2 separate regions of the Mus musculus genome follow, and region 2 is linked to region 1. A link is a contact called in ENCODE Hi-C or POLR2A ChIA-PET data. All regions are on one chromosome and are shown on one strand. Each heading gives the region's core, a stretch centred on a gene start or an enhancer-like site at or near the end of the contact. The rest is flanking DNA. Distances are from core to core; before and after follow the strand shown. Region 1 holds the start of E2f8 (E2F transcription factor 8). Region 2 overlaps 9130015G15Rik (RIKEN cDNA 9130015G15 gene).

Region 1 (7,844 bases), core at 3,768-6,267:
CATTGTTACCTGTATTTTACTGTTGAAGGCAGAGAAGTTCAGACTTGCCTCAGTGATAGCTGGGAAGTGGGAAGACCAAGCCTCTAATCGTCTAACTGCCACAATTTTGAGCCCATTCCTTTATTCCCCTCCTACTACCCACGTCTACCTGCCACAGTCATATCACAGGCACAAAGTGCTGAGATTTATGGAGGGAGAGATGGCTTAATAGTTAAGAGCGCTTGCTGCTCTACCAGAAGACCAGAGTTCAGTTCCTAGTACCATAGTGGGCGGCTCACAGCCACTTGTAACTCCAGCTACAAGGGATTCAACATTTTTTTCTGGTCTCTAAGACCAAACACACACACACACACACACACACACACACACACACACACACACTTCCTTTAAAACTGCTGAGATTTCAAAAAAGTATAAACTCCATGATGTCATTTCTCAGAAACCAAAATGAAAGAACAGAAAGTTACATTTCTTTGGGATCTAATTTGGTCCACGTTCCACCTATCACCAGTGACGCCAAGATTAGCAATTCTACGGCTCTTGTAAATCCAGAGAGGGTTTCAGTGTTCTGCATGGTGAGATTCTGCTTATTTCAGAAATGTACCTTCACTATTGATTTCATTTCACTCCGGGACAGAATCTATCCTTTCTGGGAATGTGCTTAATAGAGCTCCCCCTAGTGGCTTCTTGCTGTTCCTGGTGACTTCCAGTTGAGAACCAGCATAAAGACACACCAGGAGCCCTTCCCCACCAGTCCTCACAGGCCTCTGCTTCTCTTCTTACAAGACCTGGACTGGATGTCTGCATTAGAGCCAGGCCTGATCTGAGCCTTTAGTTTATGGTCAGAAAGCACTGCTCCCACATGCCTGGCCCTTTTATGATGTTCTAGATAACCCCGCCCCTTTTCTGTAACAAATATTGCCTAACTCGCATATGTCCTTTGCTTGGTAACCATTATTCTACTGAAGATAGGTTCTACTGTTTACAGATCTATACAAGCTCCTGCATACACACACACACACACACACACACACACACACACACACACATCACCTAGCCAGACAGAGTGTATATGAAGAGCAGGTGGGTCCAAGCAGTGTATTAATGTTCCTGCTTAGAAAGGCGGTCTTTTTCTTTATGGAGTGAAACTACACATTAAATCACTATCCTGCATATACTGCAAAGTTGAGACTAAGATACTTTCCGGCTGGGGACATGTCTCCACTGGGAGAGTGCTAGCCTGAGTTTGATCCACAGCACCCATCTGAAAAGCCAACCTCGATGAATTGGTGAGCCCCAGGTCCCAGTGAGATTCCTTGTTCTCAGAAACCAAGGTTCCTAAGGAAAGATATCCAAAGTTGGCCTCTGGCCCTGTGCACACAGGAACACACATAGACACCCATACTTATACATGCACACAAAAACGTATTTTAACGACCGCAAAGCTTTTTATCTGCTAGCCTCCTTTCCTGCTCTAGAACCAGGTCTTTACCAAGTGATAAAGAGAGGACACCCATAATTTATACCAAAGACAGAATAACCGCCTCCTAACCCATCCTCAGTCTCAAATGGCAGAGAGGCAGATCTTCCCTTCATGCACCTGTGGATACACTAGTTCCTCAGGGACAGACAGGGTCAAGGTGAATGCCAGAGCTGCAGCTGTTTGTGAAACAAGTCATAAAACACCATTTCCTTCCTGTGCAGCTTCAGGGACAACCCGAACCCAGAAACTCTCCACCGACATTTGTTTGCTTCCAAGACCGAGTTATGCTCAAATTAACAGGACTTGTGAGGCTTTGAATTCCCACACGGTCTTATCTGAATCTGTGATAGTGTGACTATATGAGCTCAGATTGAAAAGAGTTAAGTCCACAGACTCACTCTAATCATTAACCATCCTGGCAACTGGCATACGTACTGAGCTCCTCGGCCACCTCGTCCAGGCAGATGTCGTTATTCACAGCAGGGTTGGGGTACTTGGGGTACCGCGCTAGGAATTTGTGGCATAGCAACCCCAAGCTCTTCTCCTTCCGACTCGGCTGGGATTTCTCAAATTCGTCTCCTGATAAGTGTTCCTGCAGAGGGAAAGGTAAATAATGTCTCATTCTGGAATAGAGCATGACAGATTTATTGGGGGGCCTCTGTGCTAGATGACTAACTCCTCTTACCCACACATGCACGCGGTTTGAACAGCTGCAACAAAGTGGGAGGGGAATAGGAATGGTCTTAAGGCCTGGGATAAAGATCACTCATAGAGTACAATTCCCGGTGTTGTGCTCCAAAGCTACAAACTCTTCCCATGTTCAGCAGGTCAACAGCCTTCCAACAGCTCCGGGCTCCACACTGACCGTCCCTTCATCCACAAGCCCCCAAACGCCACCCAGCCTCCCTGTAAACCTACGTGCAAACAGTCTCTAGCTTCAGGTAATGCACTTCGGTTGTCAGACAGGCCCCTTTTCTGATCTCGACTTCGGATCTCGGGGCTCACGGCGCTGATGAGCATTTTCAGGTTGGCTGTGGGTGTCCATGGCTCTCCTTGGGAGACTTCCTTGGGCTTGGTTGGTGTGGTTAGAGGGCCCAAGTCAGGCTGGATCTCAGCCAACACCATGTTGGCCTTCGAGGACGGATGCAGGGGGCTTTTCATCAGTCCCCTTTTATGTGGCTCAGAAAAGAGGTTTTCCTGGTTTAAGAGGAATTAATAACTGAGTTCATTGTAAAACAGAACCTAGCAGAAAGGCTTTCTGCCTTTCATATTGACCAAGTAGGTTAAGAATATCACAGTGATCTCTGGACAGTATTTTCCTTTTTTGCTTGAGACAAGGTCTCACTATACATTCCAACCAGTCTGGAACTTACTATGTAGTAACAAGCTGACCCTAAATTAACAATCCTCCTGCCTCTGCCTCTGTTGTGATTACAGGCATGTCCCCTGCTACTACGGTAAATTTAATAGTTAAACTTCCCACTTTTAACTTGGTAGATACTATGGATCTAAATGTCTTCACCATGTGATCTAAGAATTTACATTAATAAATAAATAACATTAACTACAGGTTTTATTTTTAAATTCTATTTTGAGAAAGGAGGGCTGTAAAGATAGCTTAGAGCTCAGTCCCTTCCCTTTCCTTACTAGAACCAATCACTCTAAGTAACTGATCACTTCTAAATTCCTAAATTCCTACTAATGAGACATCAGGTAAAGGCTTTCAGGACCCACACCAGGCCCCACCCAGTGGAGTGGCTGTGAGCAGTGGTTGCTCATTGATATACCAGGAACAGGCTCAAGCAGCCAAGGTGAGGGTGCCCTTACGGTTAGGGCCTCCCGCCTACCAGCAGGACTTCTGACCAGAAAAATTTGCTTTCAACATCAACGCTTGAGGCACAGATGCAGAAAATGGGACCAAGGGAAGTAAGGTTAGCCATTTAAGGCCTCAGAGCTAGTTTCTGCTATGGTAAGTTAGCACTTACCTACACTGGTAAGTTAAGAGCAATTCATATAGATAGTAGAGACTGGGCCCCCTTCACTTTTAGACACCAGGCAGTACACCATTCTTAAAGAAAGGGATTTGGAAGGCAACAACTCAGAGAACAGAGATACACTGTTTCCTCAGTAACTTTGGGAGCCCGGGTTAACAATCCTCTATTACAACCATGAAACTAAGGGCTCAGTGTGTATTTCTGCTGAATCTGCTACTTAGCAGACGATGATGCGAGGCAGAGGGAGGTCACATGGGGCTGGCACCTGAATTTTCAGTTCAGTATGGTGCCCTCAGGAGGTGCTGATCCAAGGGTGGGGTTTCAGTGAACACTGCCAAGGACAGCATTGAGCTAACATCTAAATGCTTCCAGGAGATCTGTCAGGAACAGCATTTGGAGGCCCAGTAGGTTAAAGGGCTGACATTTTAAAATGTTATCTTACAAAGAAATCCAGTATCAAATTATGACCTTTGTGAATTCCAATGGTTCATGTAAATAACATATACATAATTTTTTAAGCACAGAAAAAACCCCAAAGCTTTTTCCATATATATTAAATTTATATTAAACTTTTGAAACAAAAAGGTTACTTTAACCCTGGACAACCCTATTCCTCTTCAAAAATTAAAATTTCCTTCTGGATTTCTGTAAAAGTTAACCAAAAGGATACAGCATTCGTGACTATCAAACGAAAAATTTAAGAAAACTTATTAACGAAAAACTCAGGATGATACTTCATTTGACATTGCAACAGTATAGACTGGACTTTAAAAATACCTTTTGGTTCTCCATTTTGTCAATTCCTCATACATTTAGTGTGTCTTTAAAAACGAAAAATCTGAAGTTCCTCCCCAAGTTCCAGTGGTTTAAGTAGTCCAATCGATTAAAGTTTTTTACTATCCTTAAAAGGAAAAAAAGTAAAGCAAGAATTAAGAGCTGATGAAAATGATTCACGTACACAAGAGCCCCCGGAAACAAACAAAAAATGACAAACCAGGTTTATTTTTGCCTTGAGGACAGACATTGCCTCTAGGCAGACCGCGCCAACAGACAGCAGTAAATTCCTCCATCAAACCCTTCTGTCACGAGACTTCAAGCAAACACAGAATCTACAGTGACAGTCCTCTCTCAGGTTCGAGATGGCTGTAGCAAGCACCCACCTGTGCACTGATCCGGGCTGCGGACGGAGCGCACGAGCCCGGGTTCCGATGGAGCACGCACCGAGCCTGCATCGGGGGAGATGCTGAAGTTTCTCGCCTGACACACACGTGCACAGGCTCAGAAGGAAGGACTTGTGAAGTGGCCTGAGAACAACCCTCCAATTCAGCCTCTGCGCTCTAAGCGCACGACCGGGCATTTACAAAGGGCTTTGGGATCTTGACCCCCTTTTTCAGGCTTCTTTCAATACACGAAGTACTGGGGCGAGGGAAGGATTCCCTAGGTGCCGAAATCACCGCGATGCCAAAGCGCACCGTACGCTGCGCTCCCGGTCCCAGGTACAGTCCCCAGCAGTAGCCCGCGTCCCGCCCGGCGCAAGCACTGGCTCCTCCTCCCCGCCAACTGCACCGCCCCCGGGGGCAGCCAGACAGCATCTCACGGTTTCCAGGGCGACGGCTCCGAGCCAATCAGTAAGCCCGGTGAAGGCCTGCGATTGGCTAGAGGTCCCCAAGGCGGGGCCGGACCTTCCGCCTTCGATTTAAAAATTTGGCGCGGAAAGCGGGACCGTAGCTGGCACCGCCCCCGAGTGCGCGGGGCTGGAGCGCGGGCGAGCCCCTCCCCCGCCCTCTGCGCGGGAGCTCGGCTCCTCCCCACGGGCCCCGGCGGGGCGGGAGGCGGGAAACGGCCGCCTTCACCCTGGCCTTCCCGGGATCCCACAACCCCGCCGCAGCAGTCTGCTCCCCGCTCACCTGTCAATCCTCCTTCAGAGCTGACGGTCCGGGGTGGCCCCGAATCCTGGCTGCGCGTCTCAGGGAGCCAGCGCGTCTCAGGGAGACTCGCTTAGCCCCGCCGCGCAGAGGTGGGTGCCGGGGGCGCCACCGGGGCCGGGGCTGGGGGGGGCCGGCGGGCGGGCCGCGGGAGCGTGGCCGTCCAGGAGCAGTCCAGCCCCCGATTTGAAATTAACCCGCTCCCGGCGCGAGCCGCTCCCGCGGGCGCGGAGCCTCCCCTCCCCCACGCCCGCTCTCCCGGCCCGGGGCCCCGCGCGCCAATCCGCGCCTCTGCACTGCCGCCGCGGCGAATCAGACTGTAGGCACCACCCTCCGACCCCGCCTACAGCCAGACTTGGGGAAAAGTCCTCAAAAACTTTTCCTTTTTCTTTTTTCCTTTTCTTTCTTTCTTTCTTTCTTTTTTTTTTTTTTTCTTTTTGCAAACACCATTTATCCGAGATCGAAGTTGGGGGATGAAATTTGGCTGGTCCAGAGCTGGCTGGCTAGGACTCGAGGGCTCCCCGCCATCCCCAGCTTGGTGCCACGTCAACCGGGTCTGCTCACCTGCCCTCTGGACCCTAGCGACACCGTTCCCTCTGCGACCCTTTGCATGACTGCTTAGCAGCTTCTGCTCCACGGTTTCCAGAAAGAAACGTGTGAGGAGGAAAGAGCTTCGTTGTCTGAAGCCCAAGGATGCGGGGCGTTGGCCGATCTCTGAACACGCAGGTGTGGGAGGAGGGAGAGAAACTCAGAAAACCCGCCAAGCCTGTCCCCAGTGTCCTGCGTCTGCCGATCCCCTCTTTGCTCTTTCCCGCTTTTCTTCCTTTTCCTTTTATGAGCTTCTGACATCGGCCTGGTATATCGAACAGGTCAAGGGAATTTTAGAGTTAGGAGACCATCTCGTCCAAAACCCTCATTTTGCAGAAGTGGAAAAAGAAGCTCGGCACCCCAACTATGCCTTTCCGTGCTCGAGTTCTTTTGCACCCGCCTTTGCCTTGTAACATTTCCCCTTTTCTGATCACTCTGGGATCGCCCGGACCGCATGTTGCCCAACCCGCTTACATCTAAGATTGTGGTTTGGGCTCTTCCTGCTTTTAACTTTGTATCTTCAGCCTCCAGAAGGACTCGGGGCCACGCAGTCCAAGTCCCATCACTGAGCTTGGCCATCAGTAAGCTAACCATCACTGACTTCAAGGGAGATACTGTGTTTTCCTGGCGGTGGTTAGGGCGTGGATGCCATAACACCGCCCCGGGATCCAGGTGCAAAGGGAATGCACACTGGGCAGAGGTCTAGGTGATGAGCCAGGGTCTTCTTCCTGAGGGTGGCTTCCAAGATGCTGCCACATCTTTGTGTCTCTCTGTTCAGTTCTAGTAGCTATCAGAAGCTCCGGTGCTCAGGGTCACCCAAGTGTTCCTCAAGACCAGGACTGGACCTGAATATTCACGTGCTATACATAGGGGCTGGCTGGCTGTAGCATCGGATGTAAAATAAAAATCCGTCATGAGGCAGGACAGGATGCTTACAGAACAGATACATCTTTACTGAGCAGGGACTAAGTTTAAATATATCACCAAGAAGTAGTGTGTGGGCTTCTGTCTAAGCCACTGTCTGTCAGGCTACTTGTCAAATCTTTCACCTGTCAGTGCTTAGCGCTCCGAAGGATTGAATGATGCCCAGCTTATATCCAGAGCCAGAATTCAGGACCTCTACCCTACCCCCAAGCCCCCACCCCTTACCACTTCTTATATCCTAGTGCCTTGCCTCAGAAAATTCTCAGGACAGCAAAGTCGGTGACTTGTAGTCCAGGTCACAGTCATTTCCAGCCCTCCCTCAACATGGGAGAAAGGGTGAGATACATCATTTTTGTTTAGTGGTGGCTTCCCTGTCAGTTGTCATCAAAGTCGTGGAGCAGAATGAAAAAATGGTGCTTCGAAGAGAGGTTTAAAGTCTTGACGCTGTCAGTCATGAGACCTTGAAAAGGAAGCAAGGATCTTGGGATTTAGCTCAGGGCAGAGGGATTACTTAACAGGCTCAAGGCCCCAGGGGTCATCTCCAGCATCATACGCAAGTATAGTGCGTCAATTTGAAGTTTGGTGTGATTTTAAAGGAAAGATGACCGCAGAATACCTTCCAGCTTACTGTGCAAACGAGGGGTTGGAGGACAAGCTTGAAGTCACTTTTCTTACTTTCCCTTCAAATCTTATTTTTTTGTTATTGATTATATAACCCAAGAAGATTTCCATGCCTTTGTGTCTGGTCATATGAGTTGCACAATAGCTCATATCTCACTGAGCTGGGCCAGTTTTTCCACCCCACTGTCACTCTTCTGTGTTGTACAACTCAGAAGATTGTGTAACATATTCAACAATAAATAAGTATTATGAAAAAAAGATATCAAAGGTAGGGGGATGACGGATGTCATCTCAGGTACTTAGATTCAA
Region 2 (7,844 bases), core at 1,441-3,940, 240 kb after region 1:
GCACCCCATCCTTAAGCGCCCTGTATAAAGCTCCTTTCTTCCCACATGGCCCCATGGCTTCTCTGAGATTAGGATTACCCACTTCTATCACTGTTCTTGCCACAGTTGCTATCAGAACATGGGCAGGGGGTCAATGGGCTTATTTGGAATTGCAATCAAGTTCTCTATTTATGTAAACCAAGCTCTGAGCTCCACAGGGGTAAGGACCATAGGAACCTTCTTAGAGTTTCTCCTACATGCCCCAGAGGTGGACATCTAAAGGTCATGCCCTCGCCATGCAAGTCCCCCCTGGCTGGGTTGTGGCCTCAGGTGGCAATCCCAGGCCAGGAGCCACCTGGGTGCATTCGCCTGGCTCCCCGGCTCCACACCCACCCTCCCTCTGGGACTCACCGCCCACCAGGTGTGCACGTTCACAGCTTCCTTCGTGTGTTGGCTACAGGAACTCAGAGGTTGCACACAGGGTTTAAGAATAGCAGCCTTAGCAGCTGTCTTGTCGAAACAGAATGAGAAACTGTGAAGAAGGAGTCTATGAAGCCAGCCACGTCCTGCTTCCTTTGTTTCTGCAGGAAGGCAGTGGTGGGAAAACACCCATCCTTTAGAGCAATGCCTCCCCCCCCCCCTGAAGTATACTGAACTTCTAGAATGGTTCTGGATTGTGGTCATTGCCTTTCTTAGCTTTTTTTCTCTCTCCCCTCCCTTCCTCCCCTCTCCCCCCTCCTCTCCCCTCTCATCCTCTCTTCTCCTCTCCTCTCCTCTGCTAAGGATGATGATCCAGGACTCTGTTGCCCCACAGTTCAGAAGCTGCTGAGTTTTTCGGGTCCCCCACCCTATGGAGGAAGGGGGCCAGTGAATTACTGATGAGGGGCCCTACTCCTATGGCTGAGTTAGAGCAGCCCAGATCTTGATGAAGGCAGCACAGGACACAGGGCAGAACCCTGTAAGGAGCAGGTGGCAAGAAGGGTTAGAGAAAAAGTGGGTGGCCATTTGCCCCACTACCACCACCCCAGGGGCTCCAAAGGGCAAGAGCCAGAGTGAAAGAAATCCAGGGATGTATAGAACCATCAGAGGGTGCAGGGTGTCTACTGGGAATTCACAGTTTCTAGTCACTGGGGGCTCAGGCCATCCCTTAGCCCCTCTTTGAACACAATCCCCAGAAAACTGGGGCAGTGCCATTCTGTCTGGGAGTGCAGAGGCACCAACACCTCCCTCAATGGGCCCCGAACTCCCTCCTCACCCTCAGCCTCTCCCAGAGCCACCCTGGCATAGCAGAGCTGCCTAGGCTGGATCCCATTTGGACCAGAGATCTGTTCATCACGGGCTGAGAGGAAACCGCTTTGTGCCATGAAGGATAAGAAGAACAGTATATTTTTCAGGCTCACAGATATCATTGGCATTTGGGAGAGGAAATGGGGGGAAAAAAGCCAGTTTCAGCGCTGCGTTTGAGAGCCGAGGCGCGTTCATTGGCCAGTGGCAGGCTGTGAGTGAGGCATTTTCTCTTGAAAAAAACGCTGTCTGTGAAGGACGGTTTCCCAGGCCACAGTTCTGCCCACCCAGGAATTTCCGAGTTCTTTAGAGTTAACACTGCAGCGTGAGTGTATGGGGGCAGGGCAACAGGGTAAAGGGAGCGTTGGTGCCGAGAGCATCCTGCCCGTGGCGGCGAAATGAACGTGGCCAGAGAGATTCTTTCTGTGTCCATCGTGCCCAGCAAAAAACCGAGAGCAGAGAGTGGGTAAAGGGAAGAAAAGAATAGGAGAGGAGGGGAGGGGAAACAAGAGAAGAGACACAGGCTTTGAGGTCGTACTGCCGGTGTATTCAGCATAGTAGTCACGTGCTCTTCCTGGACACATTTATGTGGGGACAGGACAAGCCTCTTGGTCTAAAAAAAAAAAAAAGAAGAAGAAGAAAGGCTGTCTCTGCTACTGCATGAATCACTGGAAGGGACCCAGGAAAGCCACCTGTCTCGTGAAGCTCCTGCCCAATGCAAGGCTCTCTTTTTGGGGGGCGGGGGCTGCGGGGGGCAGTGAATAAAGTGCATTTATTTTCTTCCATGCTTTGTTTTTCTGTTTGAAGAAAACCTCCCCCTCAGTGTCATCTGGATGGCGGAGGGGACAGCCCCTAGAAGGTATAGGAGGTGACGGTGTTGGTGCTGAGAGCCATAGAAAGGTTAGGTATCCAATGTGCCTGGCTCCTAGGTACCTCCCGTCCCCAGGGCAGAAGAGTGTAAGAGCTTCATCAGGGTGAAGCAGGAGACAGAGTTTTGCACCCGCAGCTCTCTGCCCTGGGTCAGCACCAGGAGAAAGCCTTCCTTCACAGCTTCCAGCTTGTCCATACTGATGTGTGTATGCCTATGCGCGTGCGTGCGTGCGCGTGCACGTGTACACACACACTCACACACACACACACTGGCTCCCCATAGCTCCCAAGGATGAGAGACGGAAGAAGATGCCATTCAGCAGACTGTAAAGTGTCCAGCAAAGCTGAAGTGGCCTCCTCCGTCTACAGCCTGACAGTTTTACTTGAAATGCCAGAGTACATTTCAGGTGCACTCGGGCACTGCAAATTGAGTCTAGCCTGCTGGTTTTGCCACGCCCTCCCGAAGGTACATACACCTCCAGCATGCTAAGGCAGGAGGTTGAAAGCCATGCCAACCTGACTGTGTGGTGCCAGCCAGCGGGAACTTACCAGAAAAGCAAAGCCCGGAGGGAATTCTGCGGAGTGGTGCTGCCCCCTTCTGGCTGCGCAGGCTGAGCCAGTCAGTGGGTGTACAGAGCCGACTCCAAGGCCCAACTGATAAAATCTCTACAGGAATCCAAAGGGAGTCAGGTTTTCCACTATTTTCCAGTAGTAAAAAAGGAGGATGGAACATTTCATGTTAAAAACCTCTGAGAGGTCTTTCTCGTTTTAAAACATTGTCCTCCAAGGTCAGAATAAGTGACAATAAGTAGCTGATCAGGAGCAGGGGAGGGGGACACTAGTAAGAGATTAGTGCCTTCTACAAACTGATCTTTAGTCTGCATTCAGGGTCCTTTCTGTAGAAAATATGTATCTATGTACCTTTTTTTTTTTTTTTGGTTTTTCCAGACAGGGTTTCTCTGTATAGTCTTGGCTGTCCTGGAACTCACTTTGTAGACCAGGCTGGCCTTGAACTCAGAAAAATCCGCCTGTCTCTGCCTCCCAAGTGCTGGGATTAAAGGCGTGCACCACCACCGCCCGGCACCACCACTGCCAGGCGTATCTATGTATCTTAAATTCTAATTTGAAACAGTTTTTCCAGAGCATTACAACTGAATTCTGTTTTCCTGTTGAGTTTATTTTATTGTTATTTGTTTCATTGTGTCTATACTTTGCACCTGTCGCTTGTTGGGTATGGATATTTTCACATACATATGTAATATGCATTGAGTATATTCCTCCCCACCCCCACCTGCACCCTTCTTCCCCTTTCAGTTAGGTCCCCTGCTCCCTAGACAGTTTCACTTTTACATTTATTACATACATGCATGGCTTTACATATCTATATTAAATCTAGGAATCGTGTAAGAGAGAAAACATTGTCTTTCTGAGACTGGCTTAATCCATTTATTATAATGAAGTCTGGTTGAATTCATTGTCCTATAAATGATAAAACTTCATCCATCTCTATGGCTGATATAACTTCTGATGCGTATATAAACCAACTTTCCTTATCTCTTCCCCTGAGGTTAGACACCTACATTGGTTCTATAACTTCATGACTGTGCATGAAGCTCTAGTAAACGAGACGCAAGTGTCTCTGCGAAGTGCCTGTTCTGATCTTTTGGATACATACCCGGGTTTTGTATGGCTGTCTCATGTGGTAGATGTGTTTTTAATTTTTTGAAGATTTTTATCACTTTTTAAAGTTATGTGTCTGTGTGAGGTGTTCGTGTATGCAGGCAGGCACCTGAAGAGTCCAGAAGGGGGCATCAGATCCCCTGGAGCTGGAGTTCCAGGCAGTGGTGAGCTGGTGAATATGGATGTCTGGAACAGACACAATGAATACGCACCTTTTACCCTGCACCATCTTCCTAGCCCCTAGTTTGGGTGTGGAAGGAATTTGCACACTGATCTCCACAGAGGCGGGCATGGTTTCCATTCCCACCAGTGGTCTAAGAGCCCCTTCACCCCTTCTGCACCAGCATCTGTTGTCACTAGTGTTTGCTTTTTTAATGACTGTCACTCTGATGGGTTCTCACTGTAACTTTAATTTCCCTTCCTCTGATGGAGAGTGAGGCTGACCATCCTTTCATGTGTCTAATAGAAATTTGCGCCTCATCTTTTGAGGACTCTGCTTGCTTCACTGGCTCCTTTATTGTAGGCTTTTTTGATCCTTGTTTAGCTTCTTGAAGTTTATTTGGGTTTTGGTTTGGGGGTTTTTCTTCTTCATATTCCAGCTAATTCTCCTCTGTTGGATGTGTAGCTTGCAAAGGTTCTGTGAGCTGTTTCTTTAGATGATTATGTTAGCCATTTCCTGGGCCTCTGCCTTCTAGCTTCAGTTATTGGCATTATGTCCCAAGCAACTGGAGTCCTGTTTGGAAAACCCTAGCCAGTTCATGTATCTTGAGGTATTTTCCCTACTGTGCCCTTCTCTGGAATTTGAAGGAAGAAAGATACATGACTGTTTGGGGTTAAATTTCCCTGAGAAATGACTTCTGTTGTAGAAAATAGCACAGGAAATTGGTACCACCTATAAGGGATAGCCAGTGACACAGAGAGGCAGGGCTGTGTATATTTGTAATTGGTCCCTGGGCAGCTCAGAGCTGGATAAAGATGTTCAGTGTCCTCTGCTCAACAGGGAGAACAGGCTGGAATACCCCACATCAATCAGCCAGGCCATTACATGAGCTGGGAAACTCCCTTCAGGCAGGCTAGAGGAGAGACTAGCCTGGGAGAACACCAGTGCTGGGGAGGATGCCCTTGTCCTTTAAGGGGTCTGGGTAGCATACCACACAGCATGTGCTGTTGTGACTTTGTAGGCTTATGGATGGACCCATAGTCATGTCTACAGCCTGTAGGAGTTTTACACATAAGTCCTCTTGAAGGCAATGATCTAACTTCATTGGGTACTGTAGAGCTCAAGATGGCTTTCAGACTGATATTTCTACATTCCAGAGTTGAGGTCCAGCAATACTTGGTAGAAGTGTTGTTTCTTCTTTCTAACACGTTCGTAGGATGTGGTGTGGTATTTCAAAAGAGATGCCACCATCAAGGAATACATTCCTCTGCTGTTCCCTTCTTTTCCTGGATGGTCTTCCTCTGGCTTGCCCTTCCTGCTCAGACCTAAGAAGCAGAGACAAAATGAGTTTATCCCAAACGTAGCACCGTGACACCCTGCTCTCCCACTGCCTTCCTCCTCTGCATCTTTCCTCTTTCCCTCTTTCAAATAGTCCTCTCTCATCTGCTCTCCCAAGTTTCCATGTGTCTAGCTTCCGGTGGGACAAAAGAGGCATGGGACGGAGTCTAGGCAGTGTATATCCTGGGAACATTGCTACGGAGCTGTAGAAAACCATCTGAAACAAGGGAGACCCCTCGGTGAAGATGCTAATGCCAACATCACATCTAAAACCAAGAGATTCTGACCAGTCTCAGTGGGAAACCAGAGGAGGTGTGGAGGATTGTGGTACGTGGACCAAATGGATGGTGTGCAGCGATTAACAGTGAGGTGTGAAAGAAAAAGCATGCAGACATACTTATGGTGGACAGACAATGCATTCTACAAAATTATATCATACAACATATTTGCAACAACATGGAGAATAAGAAGTGAACTGAGCAGTTAGCAGCAAAATTGACCGCGTATGAGCTCTAAAATTGACCTCTAGATTACTAGAGCTGCAACAGTGGTCCTTAGGAAGATCTACAGTGTATGGGCTCTTCTGGAGCCATAACAGTGGTCCTTAACAATGTCCTGTGTCACCAACCTCTGTTAGTTTTTTTATTGTGTTTGAGGTGGTTTCATTTTTTAAAAAGATTTATTTTATTTATGTGTGCATGCATACATGTGTAAATACATGTATGTGTATGTATCTGTACATGCATGTATGTGTGCATTTGTGTGTGTGTGTGTGTGTGTGTGTGTGTGTGTGTGTGTATTTGTGTGCTCATAAAAGTTCCCACAGAGGCCAGAAGACGGTATCAGATCCCCAGTGGTGTAAGCCACTGCACATGAGTGATGGGAACCAAACTCAGATTCTTCTACAAGAGCAGGAAATACTGTTAACCACTAAGCCATCACTCCAGCCCCCTCCGTTAGATATGCAGTGACTTAGCTAGCCCAGGCTGCTCTCAGACTTGCAATGTGGATAAGGGTCAACTTGATCTACTGACCTTCACACCTCCACCTCCTTCAGGAATCATGGGCAAGGGACCCAAGTCTCCCTTCATGTAACTCATTTTTAAGGCATGAAATAAATAACAGGAGGATTTTTTTCCCAAAGAAAACAATGATAATGAAAAGCAAGTACCAAGATAATAAAAACCAATGGGTGGATGTGTGCTGCTTCTTCATGCCTCGAGTAAAACAGAGGAAGCTGGGTATCTCGTCTACATGCTTGATGCTGTTAGTCTCCTTGATGTATTCTCAGCATGACTGCCTCCTGCTGGACAAGATGTGGCCTATGCACACCCCAGGAGATTGACAGTGTTCTGGACTTGGGGTGAGAGCTGGGCTTTCTGGTTGCCACGGATCTGCTGACGGCTTTGGTGGGGACATTTTGCTTCTGCAGGTACTCTGACAGCTCTGGGAATCAGGAGGTGGGAGGTTTTCCTCCAGCACTAGTCAGACCATCGAGATCAGAGCCAAGACTGCAGCTCCCGTTGGAGCTGAAAGAGTTCCTGAAGGGAAGATGACAGGTTTGCAGATGAGGTGTCTACCAGCCCCAAATGAGCTAATGCCAGAGAGTGATGGCACTCCCTGTCCACATGGGGGCAGCACTGAATCAGTGTGACTGAGGACCTGGGCCTGAAGGACCTTGGGAGGGACTCTGAGAGTGGCTAGTTCTTGGCAAAGGGGCCTTATAACAAGCTTGTAGGTATGCACTCTGGAGTTAGCCTACTGTTTAAAGCCACACTTCAGGGACTGGAGAGATAGCTCAGCTGTTAAGGACAATGCCTGCTTTTCCAGAGGTCCCGAGTGCAATTCCCAGCAACCACATGATCAGAACCATCTGTAATGGCATCTGATGCCTTCTTCTGGCATGCAGGTGTACATGCAGATAGAGCACTCGTGTACATTAAATAAATAGATAGATAGATAGATAGATAGATAGATAGATAGATAGATAGATAGACCACACTTTATTTACTATGTAACCTAAGCCTTCCAGGCCTAGGATTGATACAAAGAGCAAATTAACTAACACATAGCATATTCCATGTCATTTCCTGCACACACACACATTTGTCCCTTCAGCTCATGATTTGGACAGGGACCAGGCCTGTGGTGATTTGGTCTTTAGTGGATTTCAAGCTGGGGAATCACATGAGGTGGGTGACCCAGGCAGCCAACGTGTCCTCAGCTCAGGGCCACGGTGTTGGTCTCCCAATAGTATAGCAGGGTGCTTTCCCTGCAGTGAATGCTGAGAATGAAGAGAGAAGTCAGGGTTTAACCCCTGCATTGCTGGCATGTCTTTCACTCTACCACACTCTCTGAGCCAGAACAAGCGTCACAGTCAGATCAGTCTCAAGCTGAGGAAAGGTGGGTCTCACTGTAGCAGCAATGGCAGGCTCTGTAAACAGGCTCCTGCAGCAAATCAGCCCTGAGCCAGGCACCCAGGGGCCCATCACTGTATCCAGCCCCATAGCGGAAAAGACCAAGAACCCTCTGC

Evidence for each region. A loop is a pair of places that touch in the nucleus more often than their neighbours do. ChIA-PET counts read pairs that join two places held with the same protein, here RNA polymerase II (POLR2A).
Region 2: a loop to region 1 is called in a map of left cerebral cortex, with 4 times the contacts of the local background. The contact joins the enhancer-like site here to the promoter of E2f8 in region 1. A Hi-C loop is called at or near these places in 2 of 37 maps with a recorded cell type or tissue (heart and left cerebral cortex). POLR2A ChIA-PET finds 5 or more read pairs at or near these places in 1 of 5 experiments (Patski).

The regions. Positions count from the first base shown.
Region 1 is chr7:48,876,024-48,883,867 of GRCm38, forward strand. E2f8 (E2F transcription factor 8) reads right to left here and starts at 5,018. Exons shown (of 13, transcript NM_001013368.5): 1 at 4,638-5,018; 2 at 4,255-4,378; 3 at 2,402-2,680; 4 at 1,919-2,075. The coding sequence starts at 4,269. It overlaps Gm2788 (predicted gene 2788), which reads left to right and starts at 5,277. Exons shown (of 2, transcript NR_155436.1): 1 at 5,277-5,494. It overlaps LOC115486422 (a long non-coding RNA gene), which reads left to right and starts at 2,018. Exons shown (of 3, transcript XR_882082.2): 1 at 2,018-2,089; 2 at 2,308-2,424; 3 at 4,498-4,601.
Region 2 is chr7:49,118,766-49,126,609 of GRCm38, forward strand. 9130015G15Rik (RIKEN cDNA 9130015G15 gene) reads right to left here. Exons shown (of 4, transcript NR_154465.1): 4 at 3,172-5,298. It also overlaps a transcript of Nav2 not described here. Among named protein-coding and RNA genes, the nearest start is that of 9130015G15Rik, 39 kb to the right of the region's middle. Within about 2 kb of position 2,691, at least 1 of the 3 ENCODE cell types and tissues checked has a DNase peak (open chromatin) inside an H3K27ac peak, as active enhancers do; it is heart, where a contact is called at or near this core.